Regions from separate parts of the Homo sapiens genome. Here region 1 is linked to region 2. A link is a loop called in an ENCODE intact Hi-C map of the cell type or tissue named here. Cell type or tissue: CD14-positive monocyte. All regions are shown on one strand.

What was found. A loop is a pair of places that touch in the nucleus more often than their neighbours do. Peaks named below come from ENCODE experiments on the same cell type or tissue, not always from the same donor. Only the 100,000 strongest peaks of a DNase experiment are listed, where the experiment ranks them.
Region 1: it touches region 2 in a loop (10-fold over the local background); 66 of 110 quality-filtered maps call a loop at or near these places.

What each region holds. Positions count from the first base shown.
Region 1 is chr18:5,053,493-5,061,492 of GRCh38, forward strand. No RefSeq gene overlaps it. Among named protein-coding and RNA genes, the nearest start is that of LINC01892, 24 kb to the right of the region's middle. In CD14-positive monocyte, CTCF peaks have their summits at 4,460 (motif pointing left) and 4,785; a DNase peak (open chromatin) is centred at 4,439; H3K4me3 peaks cover 1,838 bases; H3K27ac peaks cover 1,304 bases.
Region 2 is chr18:4,102,771-4,110,770 of GRCh38, forward strand. The region is part of intron 2 of DLGAP1 (DLG associated protein 1); the gene reads right to left. Among named protein-coding and RNA genes, the nearest start is that of DLGAP1-AS4, 140 kb to the left of the region's middle. In CD14-positive monocyte, CTCF peaks have their summits at 3,828 (motif pointing right) and 4,027; no DNase peak of the experiment used is centred here.

The DNA.
Region 1 (8,000 bases), 950 kb after region 2:
GAAGACTAGATACACCCAGGACACGAGATATACACTTCCCGGTCTAGTAGAACTCAGAGCAGGCCAGGAAGACTGTTTCACTTGACCACCCACAAGCTGTGATGTCTCCAGCAAGACAGTTCCAGGAGCCTCAGTGCCTCACTATGGTCAACCTGGGCATAAGAGATTTTTCCAGGTGCTATTTTGGAAATGCAAATGGATAATTTTGCTGACAGTTTCAATTTCTAATGTCCTACAAACAAGCTGAAAATAGTAGAAGTTAGATGAGAAATACACCATTATATCATCCAATTTAGCTGCCAAAGGCCAATGCCAATGTATTCACAATTATGTAACATTTTACAATTCAGAAAAAAAATTTTTACAAAAATTATTTCTTTTTGAGACAGGGTTTTGCTCTGTCCCCCAGGCTGGAGTGCAGTGGGACCGTCATGGATCACCACAACCTCAAACTCCTGGGCTCAAGTAATCCTCCCACCTCAGCCTCCCAAGTAACTGTGACTACAGGCACATGCCACCATGCCTGGATAATTTTTTATTTATTTATTTATTTATTTATTTTTGTAGAGATGGGATCTTGCTATGTTGTGCAGGCTGGCCTCAAACTCCTGGGCTCAGGCAGTCCTCCCACCTCAGTCTCCAAAAGTGCTGGGATTATAGGCATGAGCTATCATGCAAGGCCAAATTATTTCTTTTTATCCTTGCCAAAATCCTAAGATGGCAAGCAGGTAGATAACATCCTCATTTTACAACTAAGCAAACTAAGGAAGAGGCTACTTAGGTGACTTGCCCACCGTCACCCAACTAATAAGTTGTGCATTCAGTACAAAAACCCAGGTAACGTTATTTTTAATACCCTACAGCGAATTTACCTAGTGACTTACATTCGCCTAAACTCGGTAAATTTTATAATATTTTGCTAATTAGAAAACTCTAAATTAATAAATTTACTTGTAAGTAGTCAAATGTTTATTTGATGAAATAATAAATAAACAAAATATCTTGAAGGAAAAGCAGCTGCTATTCTCAAATACACACAGCAACTGGATCTGAACTAGCAAAAGTCTGCTGGCAAAGATCTTTAGAAAATCTCCTACAACAAACAGACACATAGTCCTTTATGATTAGTGTTTGTCAATTATGTATATAAAGGACCCTGCTAGTAAACAACCCTGAACCTTTGTCAACCATGAATGGGTTTGCTTAAGCAAATTGTTGATGTAAAAACAATTCAGTCAAATCCTACGGGAATTATCACAAAATTAAAATCAGTAGATCCTGAGCCTAGAGTTTTACGGTCTTAGGTGTGCTTCCTTCTCAGCTTTCCTGTAGCTAAATTATTAGCATACTTTCCCAAGGTTTAACCTTTGCTTTTCTTTCTTGATAACATAAAAAAATCCCCATGGAAATTAATTAGGATTATAAAAATAAATGACCAATGACAGTTTTATAATACTGAGCGTTGTTGCTATTCATACTCTTCCTTTGTGACATTATGCAAGATGATCATTTCTGCCCTAATTTCCCTCTCTACTACATGTATCCGAAAAGGAAAGTTTAGCATCAAGAAGGTCAAAGCAGAAGAAAGTAGGAATTTTGCAACCACTACAAAGATTAAAAGCAGAAACTGCTTTGGTAAAATGTAGCTCCCTTGAGCTAATCCAAAACTGGGTTTCCATCTAAGTGTTTCTAGTTATTTCTATTTTCTTGATTTTATAACAGACTTGTTATGATATATCTATACTCTTCCAGTAATTGGATCTGAAGGAAAGGATCCCTTATGTTAAAAGGAGAAAAAATGCAAATATAATCCACGGCATTGAATATCAAGTGAGATATGAAAAGCCTCAGAGAAGAGGAAGGTAGGAGTGAATTGCAGGCCACGGCCCAGTGGAAAGTGGACTGAAGGGAGCAGTCAGAGGCTAACAGTGTGGCAAGAGTGTGAGAGATGTCTTAAGAGCCAAAAAGAAAACCTCAAAGAGAAGCAGTGGTGATAAAAAGGATGGAGCAGAGACTTGGAAGCAAGAATATGAAGCTCAATTTCTGGAAGAATACAGATATTCCACTGATAGAAAACTTGGTTTCCATCCTAATTTTAAAACCTCAAAATGTTCAGCAGTGGATATTTCAAACTCCTACCCACAGTATGATGAAGTGGCAAATCACCCTGGCCAACATGTCAGAACACCTGTGTTTTTCCGTATGTTCATTTCCAAAGAACAGTGCTCTTTATGGACCATGTGTATTGTGTCAAGATGGCTATCAAAACCAGACTTCCACCAATCCCACTCACCCCTAATAGATAAGTGCTCTTGGGGAAGCCAACGCTATTCAGACAGAACTAGACTATACTAGAGTACTTCAAAGATTCCTTAGAGATTTAATGTCATACAGATTCTAGATGTACTTCTAAAACTATATCCCCATGGCTTTTTATAACTTTAGAAATGACTGTGACTAGCCTAACTCACCCCTTATCAACACTGGTAATCATTTAATAGAGAAACATGAGTGTACTTCTGATTAGGAAACAAACTAATGCTGTCAGTAGTTACTGAACACAATCTTTTTTCATCAATTTAACTAATGTCCAATTGTGTTTCTTTGACACTGCCCAGTGCATTTGTTTTAGCACATTCTTTAAAGTGGTCAGAAGAGGACTGGCAGGGTGGTTCACACTCTGGGTTGAAGCAGGGCTCCATTTGTACTGGGGGTAAGTAGGTATCTAAGATGTCTGGGGGATTCTAATGAATGCAAACACCTCTAAACTACATTGAAATCCTGAAGTAAGCCAAGGCCATGTATACATAACTGGAGGTTGATTACAAAATAAAATGTTTGGGGCTGGGCATGATGGCTCATACCTGAAATCCCAGCACTTTCAGAAGCTAAAGCAGGAAAATCACTTGAGGCCAGGAGTTGAAGACCGACTTGGGCAACATAGTTTAAAATTATTTTTTAAATTTTTTTTTAAAAATTATTTTTAAAATAGCTGGTCACAGTAGTGTATGCCTATAGTCCCAGCGACTCAAGAGGCTGAGGCAAGAAGATCACTTAAGCCCAGGAGATCGATGTGGCAGTGTAGTGAGCTATAATTTCACACTGCATTCCACCCTGAATGACAGAGCAAGACCTTGGATCTTAAAAATAAAAAAAAGTAAAACATTTGGAGTGAGATAGTTATATCTGTGCATCAGAGAAAAACAGTGGTAGAGGGAACTCTTACACACTGTTGGTGGGAATGTAAATTAGTACAACCTCTAGGCAAAACAGTATGGAGATTTCTCAAAGAACCAAAACTAGAACTACCGTTCAACCCAGGAATCTCACTACTGGGTATCTACTAAAGGAAAATAAACAGTTCTGTCAAAAAGACATCTGCACTCTTACGTTTATGACAGCACTATTCACAAAAAAAAGTCATGGAATCAACCTAAGTGCCCATCAATGGTGCGTTGAATAAAGAAAATTCCATATACACCATGGAATACTATACGGCCATAAAAAGAAGAAAATCATGTCCTTTGTAGCAACATGGATGCAGCTTGAGGCATTATCCTAAGTGAATTAACACAGAAACAGAAAATCAAATATCACATGTTCTCACTTATAAGTGGGAGCTAAACAATGGATACACATGAACATAAACATGGAAAAAATAGACACTGGGGACTCCAAAAATGGGGACAGAGAGAGAGGGGAAAGCGATGAAAAACTACTTACTGGGCACTATGTTCACTGTTTGCGTGATGGGTTCTGTAGAAGTCCAAATCCCAGCATTATGCAGTATAGTACAAACCTGTGCATGTGGCTCTTGAATCTAAATTTTTTAAAAATGAAGTGTTTGCCATTCTCTGAATTGGCTGTGGATTTGGCTTATTCTGTGCCTTCTATTTCCTGCTCCTCCTCCAAGATCCAATAAGTCAGAATCCATCCTAGCAGTCAACCCTCCTTGACATACCAAGGGATGTGGACAGGAGGGCAGGAATAGCACTGTAAGCTCAGACCTCTTCTGGCTGTCCTGACACGCCCCTCTCCTCTTCCCTACTTCCTCCATTCTGCTGCCTGGTTTATCTCTTAGCCTTTCACTTTCCAACCCGGCGTTCTGGCTCCTCCGACCTTCCGCCTGTCCCTGTGATTTTTTCGCCATGCAACAACTCTTTATTAAAATGACCCTACTTCCTCTATCCAGATTTTGCTTGATTTTGCTTTAATTTGCTTACCTCCTTTCTCAGGTCCTCATGACTTCTCCTAGCTACTTTATTGTCCTCTGATCTGATGCTTTTTCCCACATAGGAAAAGCTACTAATTGAATCCCAGCTTCTAAGCCATTGCCCACTAACCTCTCTTGAGACTCAAGAGACCTCACCAGCTGGCTGAGCCTGGAGACCTTGAAATCCAGAGGTGGCTACTGCAGGCTCTTCCCGGGTCGTGCCTGCCATCTTGTGGATATAAATGGTAACTACACCGAGGCTGGGCTCAAAACCCCCTTAAGGATCAAAGGACTTTGTTCCCTTAGTTAAAAACAAAAGTCCATGTTCTCACTCTTAGGTGGGAATTGAACACTGAGAACACACGGACACAGGAAGGGGAACATCACACACCGGGGACTGTTGTGGGGTGGGGGGAGGGGGGAGGGATAGCATTAGGAGAAATACCTAATGCTAAATGACGAGTTAATGGGTGCAGCACACCAGCATGGCACATGTATACATATGTAACAAACCTGCACGTTGTGCACATGTACCCTAAAACTTAAAGTATAATAATAATAAAATTTTTTTAAAGAGTACCTTAAATGCTGCCTTTTGCATCATGTCTTTGACTGGTCATTCCTGTCAAAAGGAATTGATCTTGCTTCTGCAGTCCTGAGGGTCTGCTCCATACTGATCCTGACGAAGGCATTAGGGTACCAGTCTCACATCTTCTATAAACCCCTCTATCCTTCAGAGCTCTTAGCTTTTTCACAAGCGCTTACTAAATGTTCTGGAAAGTTGAGAATCTAAGCTATTCAAACCATGGACCTATGATTAACTTGGAGGTGACACCTTAATTGTAAGTCAAATGCTGCAATCCTTTGCTTACCAATAAATTAGATTCCAAAAGGCTATTTTTAGATGTATGTGTTTGTGAGAAAGTTAAGCTTGCAGTCTCTTGATGTATTTCCACTAAATAAGAGTGTGAATCAGTCCTTTGAGGTTTTAAAACAAGGCATATTCTCATTTTCCTCATGGACAGTTCTATAAGCAACTTTTTTTCTCTTCAGCTACATTTTCTACACTTCTCCCTTGTCTTGATTGCTCTCTGTTTGCCTCCCTGCCCTTCCCCACCTCCCATCTATAGTACAGCTTTCTCTTCCCCACTCTGTGGTCAGAGGCTGCTCTACGTAGACAGCATCATCTCGGCTCCCCACCCTCTGGCTTCCTGTCGGGTTGGGCCATGAGAGGGGGAGACACCGTCAGGAGATGAGAGGTAAAGAGGTGATATGGACTAAACACGTGTCCCCTCAAAACTCCTATCTTGAAGCTCTCACCCCTTGTATGGCTGTATTTGGAGTCAGGAAGTAACTTAGGTTAAATGAGGTTATAAGGGCGGGTTCCTAATGCTACGAGATTGGTGGCTTTAGGAGAAGAGGAAGAGATCTGTCTCTCTCCTTCTCCCTCTTTCTCTTTCTCCCTCACTCTCTCCCTCCCTCCTTCCCTGCCTCACCACACACAGCTCAGAGGAGAGGTCATGTAAGGACAAAGCAACTATCTGCAAGCCTGGAAGAGAAAGCTCCCCAGAGGCTGAGCCCTGCTGGACCTTGATTTTGGACTTCCAGCCTCCGGAAATGTGAACAAATAAATTTCTGTTGTTGAAGTCACCCAGTCTGGGGTTTTTTATTGCAGCAGCCCGAGCCGCCTAAGACAAGAGGCTGGGTTGTATATTCTTCTCTTCCCTCCCAGGCCCTTCTTTCATGCCTGCAGCTCTGCCCAGTTCCGGTACACAGCTTCCTCCCAGCCTGGAAGGCCTGGAAGAGGAAATTGCTCCCTGCTATCGTTAGTCCCAGTGTACCCCAGTCTTTCACGGTTCCCGTAAACCCGTCCACACCTCTGTAAATAGTTCCGTCACTGAATAATTTTTATTAAACCCTCTGGAGTGTGCCTTCTGTTTCCTTCTGGAACAGGGTCAGCGAATGTTTTCTGTAGAGGGCCAGGGAGTAACTATTTTAGGTTTTGCCTGCCATATGGTCTCTGCTACAATTACTCAACTGCCGTTGTACCAAAAAAAAAAAAAAAAAAAAAAAAAAAAACCAGCCACAGACAATACGTAAATGAATGAGTGTGGCCATGTTCCAATAAAACTTTATTTACAAAAGCAGGTGGCCTGCTGGATTGGATTCAAGGACCCTGGCTGATACACCCACTGACCACTCACTGTGATGCACAATAGAAGTAGAAGGTGCTTTAAACCAGCAAAATCATCTCAGTTTTGCTAGTTTGCAGCAAAAATGAAATCAAATGTTCTTTCTGTATGCTTAAAATTCAGAAATAAACTCCTAACCTCGTTTTGTGCTAACACTGGGTAAATTACCATTCAACATTAGTAATGATACTCTGGCTTAATCAAGCCAAGATTGCAAAAGCATTTTGTTTTGCCAATCACCTCTTTTCATTTCTTGCTATTTTCAATTGATTACATAAGCACAACAGTTTTTATCTTTTGCGTGATTTGCTCTTTGTATAAAGGGCTTAAAAGGGGTGTTGACTTTCATAAAATTTATTTCTAAAATAGCTCCCTGAATAGTAAACCCAATATGTGATATTATCAGAAAACATATCTTCCTCTTGAGTGAAAAGAATATACATTTTCTACCTAGTTCTGCAAATACGCATATGTAGCTTGCATATGGTTAATTTGATATATGGATATATGTGTGTGTGTGACTTATGGAATCTAATAGATGTAATGTGATTCCATTCAAAGCAAGTAAAAGAGGGAAATGAAGAGCTTTAATGTGCCATAGAACATACTTTACATGTGCCATGTAACACACTTTACGTGTATTATCTAAACACCTTATATGTGCCATATAACATGCTTTACACGTGCCATGTAACAGGCTTTATATGTGCTATCAAAACACATTTTACATGTACCATATAGCACACTTTGCATATGCCATGTAACAGGCTTTACATATGTCATATAACACACTTTACAGGTGCCATATAGAACTTCCAATTTCCTCTATGTGAAAGGAAATTTGCTAAGCTAAGCTTTTTTTATGACAAAAGAAAAGTCTAAGGTTTTTGGTGTAAAAAAATTTACTATCAAGGGCCAGGCACTGTGGCTCAAGCCTGTAATCCCAGCACTTTGGGAGGCCAAGGTGGGTGGATCACGAGGTCAGGAGTTCGAGACCAGCCCAGCCAACAGGTGAAACCCCATCTCTACTAAAAATACAAAAATTAGCCAGGCGTGGTGGTGGGTGCCTGTAATCCCAGCTACTCAGGAGGCTGAGGCAGGAGAATCACTTGAACCCAGGAGGCGCAGATTGCAGTGAGCTGAGATAGCACCATTGGACTCCAGCCTGGGTGACAGAGCAAGAGTTTGTCTCAAAAAACAAACAAAAAAACAATCAAATAGAGATCACACAATTGCCTGGGCTGTCTCTGGAAGTGTGTGTCAGAAGGTGAGTGGTGAGTAAATCTATATAGCTACAGTCATATGGTCTTATGAATGGTTGAGAAAAACTAATCATGGGGATGATAAAGGTAAAGGATGAAAAAATTAAAGAAAGGCTTAGGAGAGCACTTTAGTGACTACATTAGTTTGCTATGGCTGCTGTCATGAATTGCCACCAACTTAGTGACTTAAAGTGACGCAAATTTATTGTCATTCAGATCTAGGGGTCAGAGGTTCTCAAGTCAAGGTGTCGACAGGGCTGTGTTTCTTCTGGGGCCTCTGCAGGAGAATTTGTCCCTCATCTTTCCCAGCTGCTAGAGCCCCCCTACATTGTT
Region 2 (8,000 bases):
TCTACACATACTTGAATGTATTTTGGTATTTATTTCTATTCTCATAAGCAGTATGTTTATTCCTGTGCCAACATTAGTGTTTTAATTTCTTTAACTTTATTCTTTGTGTTAGAGAAACTTTATTACTCAGTCCCATGTTTCCTAGTGGGGAATTCCCACTTCTCTCTCCCATACTAACTCTCTCCTTCCCTTGGGAAGAAAAGTGATTTATGTGATTGAGAACATGGAGTTCTTGCCCTGTCTCTCTGGGACCTGCAGGGCCTGCAAGTGTGTACTCCTTTTCTGCTTCTTCTGGGGCTAACAGTATGTTTTGATACTTGGCGGAGAAAGTGTTTCCATATTCTGTAGTTTTTTTCCCTTTCTTCTTCCTCAGATTTCTTGGCTCTTCTTTCATGTTTCCTCTTTTAGATACATTTTTAGGTCAGCATTTTAGAACTGATGGAAACACTTTCTGGCCCTTTGATCAGAACTGTATTAATTTCATATCATAACTGTAGAGGAACTGGTATCTTGTTCAGGAGCTTGGTGTATTTTTCTGTGTACTCAGGGCTTCTATGTATAATATATCACAAAAGTTTAATAGTTGTCTTCAATAGGTTTTATATTTTTCTTTGTATATTTATTTCCAGCTGTTTGATGATATTGGTTACTATGGTAAAGAGCACTAAAAAAATCTAATTGGTAGGGTAGTGTACAAGAAAAACCATTTGTGTTTGCTTATTAATTTTTATTCTGGCCAACTTGATTAAATCTTTTATTAGTCCTACATAGATAATAATATCTTAAATAATAGAAGTTTTCTCCTGTCACCCCACTACACGTTTTGAATTAACTGTAGTGACTAGGAATTATAGTATTGAATAATACCTGAGATAACAGGTAAACATATCTTGTTCCTAACTTTTATTGATAAGCACTTAATGTCTTACCATTGATTATGATGCTTGCTATTCACAGCAAGATAGAAGTTTTGTCTATTGTTTGCTATTTCTTTGAAAATCAAGTAGGTTTTGTATTAAATATTTTTTCAGAATCAAATAATACATTTTTTCTTTCATTTGTTAACATAGATAAAAAAATTGATATGCTAAATTGAACTAGCTACACATAGTTCATATAAATGGCACTTTGTCCACATTTTTAATGCTTTAGAGTCATTCTTATAATTTTAATTCCTAATAGTTTATTTAGGAGTTTTACATCCACATTTACAAGTGAGACTGACTTCCAGTTTTCCTTGTCTGTGTGTATTCTTTAATCTAATTTGGTATCAGAGTTTTGTTAGCCTTTTCTAATTCCAGTCTAATTTCTATTTCTAGTTAAGATAATTGCAGTCTTTTTCTACTACCTGGATGTAGTTTCAGAATATAAAAATTATTTGTTTCTTAAAGATTCAGTAGAAATCACCTAACATTTTCTGAATTTCATGCTTATTTTAGAGATAGATTTTTGACCACCTTATCTTCTTCTGTGATTATTATTGTCTTGAAATATTCTATTATTTTAGCGAATTTTGGTAATGTATATATTTTTGAAAGCTAATAGTTGTGTCTACAATTTTCAGATGTGTACAAAATATTCTCATGCTTTCTTGAATCCCTGAGTATATCAGGGATTATATAACTGTAGCTATATCCCATACATTTATCTGTAATTATGTCCCTTTTCTCACTGCTAACATCACTTATTTGTAGCATTTCTTTTTTCCCCTTTGATCAACCTTGCCAAGGATTTGTCAATTTTCCTGGTTAGTTTAAGAAATCAGGTTTTGATTTATTGCTCCAACTCTAGTATTGTTTATTTTTTCATTTTGATCGTTTCTGGCTTATGCTTTTCTATCTTTGAAAGTCTTCAAATATAATGCTTTTCTGATCACGTTCTTCTTGAGACACGTTCTGTTTTTTGAATGCAGATTACGTATAGTATACATCTCTTCTCTGTCTCTGTCTCTCTCTTTCTCATTCCAGAATACATACTAGAAAATAAGAATATAATAAGAAGGGGTTGGTCCTGGTGACTCAACCAATGTTCTTCTCTTCTCGAGTTCAAATAGTACAGCATAAGGCACAAGTCTTTATAGTTCTGTCAATTATTTAAAAGTCAAAATTCTATTAAGTTTGTCTGATCTTCCTGTATTCCTTCATGTTAACTTTGAGCAAATGCAACCATCAAACAGACAATGGAAATGCCTAGTGCCTGAACCACATTTACTCATTCAGTGTACAAGGATTGAAACACGCACACACACACACATGCACACATGCTGGGGCTAGGCACTGTGCTGGCTGCCAGGACACAGAGATGAGTCAAACAAGGTCCACTGCATAAAAGAAGCCCTGAGAGGAGTGGAGAGAAGCACTCACACGGTGCATAATCCACTGAGACCAGGCTTTAGTGAGATGTGTACCGAGTGTTCTCAAAGCAAGACGAGCAGTCAGGGATGGATGCTCAGGAAGTGGCATGAATTGAGTCCACGGGGCACTGAAGTATGCCAGCCTGTGTTCAAGGCCACGCTTAGTGTGCTTTCCTCTATGCAAGTTAGCAGCAAAGTCCTCCGTGCACACATGCCCAGGAATTTTAAATGCCATTTCTTTGGGGAAAGGAAAACCAATGTAACTTAATAATATCAAAGTGAAATAAAAGTCTTTTATTTCAGAGGTGGAAAGACCATTGTAAATTAAACTGTAAATTTAGTCTAAATCTCACTTCACATTACTTCTGATATTTTTAGCAACACTACTTAAATTCATATTATACTCACTTATCGTTGAGTTTGTGAATAACATGTATTTACTTCAACTTATAAATTTTGATATAACCTTTGAACTTTTGGGTTAACCCAAAGAAACATGTAAATGGCAGAAATGTATTGCTATTTAAAGTAATTTAAATGCGATCTATTTCTACAAATGTTTGTTGCTTTTTTATCTCTGATATCCAAAAATCAGGAGAAAAGGAGGCCTTAAAAGTTGTAATTAGGCCGGGCGCGGTGGCTCACGCCTGTAATCCCAGCACTTTGGGAGGCCGAGGTGGGCGGATCATGAGGTCAGGAGATCGAGACCATCCTGGCTAACACGGTGAAACCCCGTCTCTACTAAAAATACAAAAAAAATTAGCCGGGCGTGGTGGCGGGCACCTGTAGTCCCAGCTACTCGGGAGGCCGAGGCAGGAGAATGGCGTGAACCCGGGAGGCGGAGCTTGCAGTGAACCGAGATCGCGCCACTGCACTCCAGCCTGGGCGACAGAGCGAGGGTCCGTCTCAAAAAAAAAAAAAAAAAAAAAAAAAAAAGTTGCAATTAAACTAAAAACTGCTTAATTTTTAAAAAAGGTTTTTGTTTTGTTTTGTTTTAAGAAGTAGCAGTTGGTAACTGTCTCTAGCTCAGAGACAATACATGGCCAGGAAAAGATTGCTCATCTCAACTCAGAGGATAAGGGCCACAAAACAGCACGTTCAGTGCCAAGAAACCTACGATGTGGCTGTAGCTCACACAGAAGCCCGGGTTCTAGTCCTGAGACCTCCAAGGGAAACTTCTGCCCTTGGAAATTCACCCCTTTTCCAATCATTACGCTAGTATTTCATTGGCAGAAAGGCAGGCTGCACAATCAGCTGTCATGCCCCCAGCCCTGCATGCATCACCTTTCCACATTCCGTGGGTGTAGGACGAGGCTAGGGCGAGGAGTGGGTAGAAGAAATTGTATTTGCCTTTGGTAATTTTAAGTTTGACCACTGCATTGCGTTTAGCTGTTTTAACTGTGCAGGTCAGAAAATGTGCCCAGGTTTGCTAAAATAAATGCATAAATGCAACTCACGAAGTGCCAGTAGTACTTCCTTCAGCCGGCAGAGGGCAGAACAGAGGAACAGAACTTCACAAAGCAAGGCGCTGCCTGTCTTCTCAGACCAAAACACAAACCAGAAGCTGTGTTTTCCTTTGTTTCTTCAGAAAAGTTGTACGTAGAAGAATAGCATTTTTGAAGGAGGACTTTCACCAAAGCTTTTAATATCAGAATAATATATCCACTTTAGTATTTGATGTGTCCAGTGTCAAGACATCCAGATTCACCCAAACTGTGGCAGGGATGAGGCAGGAGAGACCCGAATACAGAGCTGTCCAGTGTGCCAATTTCAGTCAATTCTTAGATCAATCCGGAGTGTATAATTCTCAGAAAGGAAAAGATTTGTGGATTTTGTTATAGTTGTTTCATGCCAATGAACGTTCTCGTCACATTCTGATCGTTTAAAATAAAATGCACTAGATTTACTTTAACACTTTGGTCTCTGAAAGAGAAAGAAAGCCACGCGGCTTAATAAAAGCAACCCAATGCAAGTATTTGTTTTAAAACTGCCTAGCTAAAACACAGCGCCGCTGGATTACAATTGCCTCTTTGCTGAAGCAAAACACACATGGTGCTTAGATTCTACTTCAGCCTGAACTCCTTTTGAAAGGAAAGGGAGAAAGCTGTAGTGGAATGTGATTCACAATTCAGCCTTTCTATAAGGCCTGACACTCCCATGAGGCTTAAATGGAATCACACAGTGAATTTTCCACCGGCGAAATTTACTAGGGAAAGCCGTCTGGAAGCTGTCTTTTAGTAGAAGCACAGGAAGCCCGTGCGATCGATGAAGAATACCGACCCTCCTCTAGCTACGTCTGGCTCCCCTTTCCCTATCCTGCTTCCCAATGTACTTGTTCCCCATGACCCAGAATGGATTACAATGCCTTCTGCCTCACCATTATGAAAAAAGGGATTTCAGGGTTTCTTTCTGGGGGGATGAAATTGAAAGGTTTTAATATTTAGGCTGTAGTGATGGTTGCGTAGCACTGCTAATAAATATACCAAAAACCGTTGAACTACACATTTTAAATTGGTGAACTGAGTGATGTGTAAATTATTTCTTAACAAAGCTGTTAAAAATAAATTGATTTATCTCTCTACGATAGAAATGAATGTAATGTAATGAATAGTAATATTGAAACTCGCTTGCTTTTTAGCTAAAATGAGAGTCAAAGCAACATTATTTGATTGCCAGATTCTATTTCCTTTTAAGTTTTTTATTCTTCCATTTGGTGTTTGTGTGTCTGATTTTCTTTCTAGATTTTTCTTTTAGTGTTTCAGGTCCGAAGAAAAATCTTGGTTTTTGTTTATTTACTCTAAGAATTGAAAAATCTATAGATGGGGTGCAGAAAATGCTACCTCAAAATATAGCCCCTAGGCATACTGAGTAACTTGAGAAAACAGTGGAAGCAGGGACATCTCTGACTTTCTCCTATTCCCTCTCTCCTGAAGCAGATCATAGAAACTGACATTCTTCTGTCCCCTGACTCCCCTGAAGTGGGCCATAGAAGCTAGAATTCCCTTCATACCTTCTTCCCTGAAGTAGGTCATAAAACACAGGAAGACCACTCTCTGACCATCTACCTCTCTCCTCCCATAATAACCCTCATACCCTGAAGAAAGGAATGTCACACAGAGAGGACATGAAGAATCCAAACAGACAGGCCTTGTTCAGTTCCCCCAGCTTATCACCATTAGATCACACCCATTGGTCCTCCAATCACACTACTGTGTGACTGTCAATACAAATACAGTTTTTCCTGGGGCTTTGGGTCTCCTTTCTGAAGGCTCCTACGTCAGGTAAAATTTATATTAAATAAGTCTGTATGTTTTGCTCTTGTTCATCTCTCTTTTGTTATAGGGGTCTCAGCCATGAACCTGTAATTGGATGAGGAAAAGGTATTATCATTTCTCCCATACCCTGTATTACACAATAAAAAAAAAACCAGTAACATCTTGTATTTGTCCTATTTGAAAATTTTATTTATTAGCATTAGCTAATAAATTATTTGTATATATGCAAAACAAGATTGGAAATGACTTCCTGTTATATGAAAATGATTTCATCATGTGATATAACAGCTAAATATTTTAAAGCAACTTTAGGCAGCATTTAATAAAGGTGCTAACAGTGAGGAAGGAAGTATCTTCTACTTGGTACAGGTCAGACACATCTGGGGTTTGGTGTTAGCTTTAAACAACAGTGTAGCCTGGAATATTTCCAGTAGAAGGAGAAAGGGCTCAGGCACACTTAGGAGAAACCTATTTCTACCTCCAAATAATGGAAGGGCTGTCACATGAAAGAATGAACTTCTTTGACACAGCTCTTACAGTATAAAATTGTATTTGTTTTACAAATAGTACAACAGGTATAAGTTCTAAGGAGACACGAAAGAACTCCGTAATGTTTGGAGCTGTCTAAATGGGAGTGAGTTACTTCATTAAACAGTGAGCTCCTATTTGAGAAGTGTGGCTCATGACCTGGAAATGATTATATTGTGGGAAGGATGTGCTAATTCCAGGTCCAGCTTGTAACTGATATCTGGTGCCATCCGCAACTGGCACTCGGGGTGTCCTTTGGGGAAGTGGTTGTGTGTGGACTAACTAAGCTATATCACTTGATGATCAGATCATTTTGCCAAAGCACACCTATGCCAGCTTTTAAAAGGCTCATGTAATTATATTAGGCCCACTAAAATAATCAACTTTTTGCCATTTAACATAACATAATTAAGGGAGTGATATCTCCTCATCTTCAGAGGTTCCACCCACACTCAAAAGGAGGGAATTGTACATCAGCGTGGGGCATTAGGCCACTCTTAGAATTCTGCACTTCACAGGGTGACTGGAATTAAAACATTCCATGGTTACTGTAGTGTTCAGAGAAGGCTAAAGTGTCCATTGGCTTTGGAGCTCCTGCTTCACTACTTGGAGACCTGTATTTTTTTTCAGCTCTTGATGCTGGAAGGAAGGTTCTTTCCAACTTGATGAAACAATCACCAAATATACACCAGTGGGGGCTTTCCTGAGCCCCTGCTCCTGAACCAGGTCCTCTCCTTCCTCATTCACTCCTAGAATCTCTAGGACTCCAGCCTATACCAAGTTCAAAACTTGTCCAGATCTAACTTTAATGAATGTAATCACCATTAATCCTAACTCAAACTATTTCCCCCATATTTTTTTTTATTTTAAATCATTCTTCTTTACGTCTTTCTTGCTTAATTTCTCCTAAGAAGCAAGATTTGGGTTCGATTTTCCTTTTCTAGGTGTTTTTTTGTTTGTTTGTTTATTTGTTTTTTGTGGGGACAGGACTCAAGTCTTGAAATGTGAAATATATATATTCATATTATCTATATTGTGTGTATACATACATATATGTTTCACATGTGTAGAAGATTTCTCTCGTCTCCAAAAAAAAAGGATACACAGATACACAGTCATGCATTGCTTAACGATGGGGATACCTTCTGAGAAATGTGTTGCTATCCAAATCTGTCATTGTGTGAATATTACAGAATTTATTTACACAGACCTGGATGACCTAGCCTACTAAACACCTAGACTATACGGTATAGCATATTGCTCCCAGGCTGCAAAGCTGTGCAGCATGTGACTGTACTAGATGCTGTAGGCAAATGTAACAATGGTAAGTATTTGTGTTATTTAAACATATTGAAACAAAGAAAAAGTACAGTAAAATACATTGTTATAGTCTTATGGGACCACTATCCTATATGTATACCATTGTTGACTGAGCATCATTATGTGGTGCGTGACTGTCTATATCCTTGGTAATATGGATTACTCTTAAGCCATTAATCCCCCCAGTGTGTACTCATGGAATGGTAACTGACTATAGAATTAAGCTTAACAAATCATAATTAGGAAAACAAATCATCCATAAAAAATACTGTGCACAGGCAGTTTCCAAGTTATGAATATATCAGGTCCCCATAGTTTACTTTTCAGTCAATTGTTTAGAGCCTAGTCCTAGAGATACTATATTTTGGGGAAAATGCTGGTTAGGTTTCTGGGTTCCCTGTGGGTTTGATCAGCCCATAATGAAAATGAATTATAGTAGTAATAGTAAAAGAGATCAGGATTCTGGGAACAAAAGAAAATTTTACTCCTTATTTTTTATTGAGTAGGGCTATCTGGGAGAATAT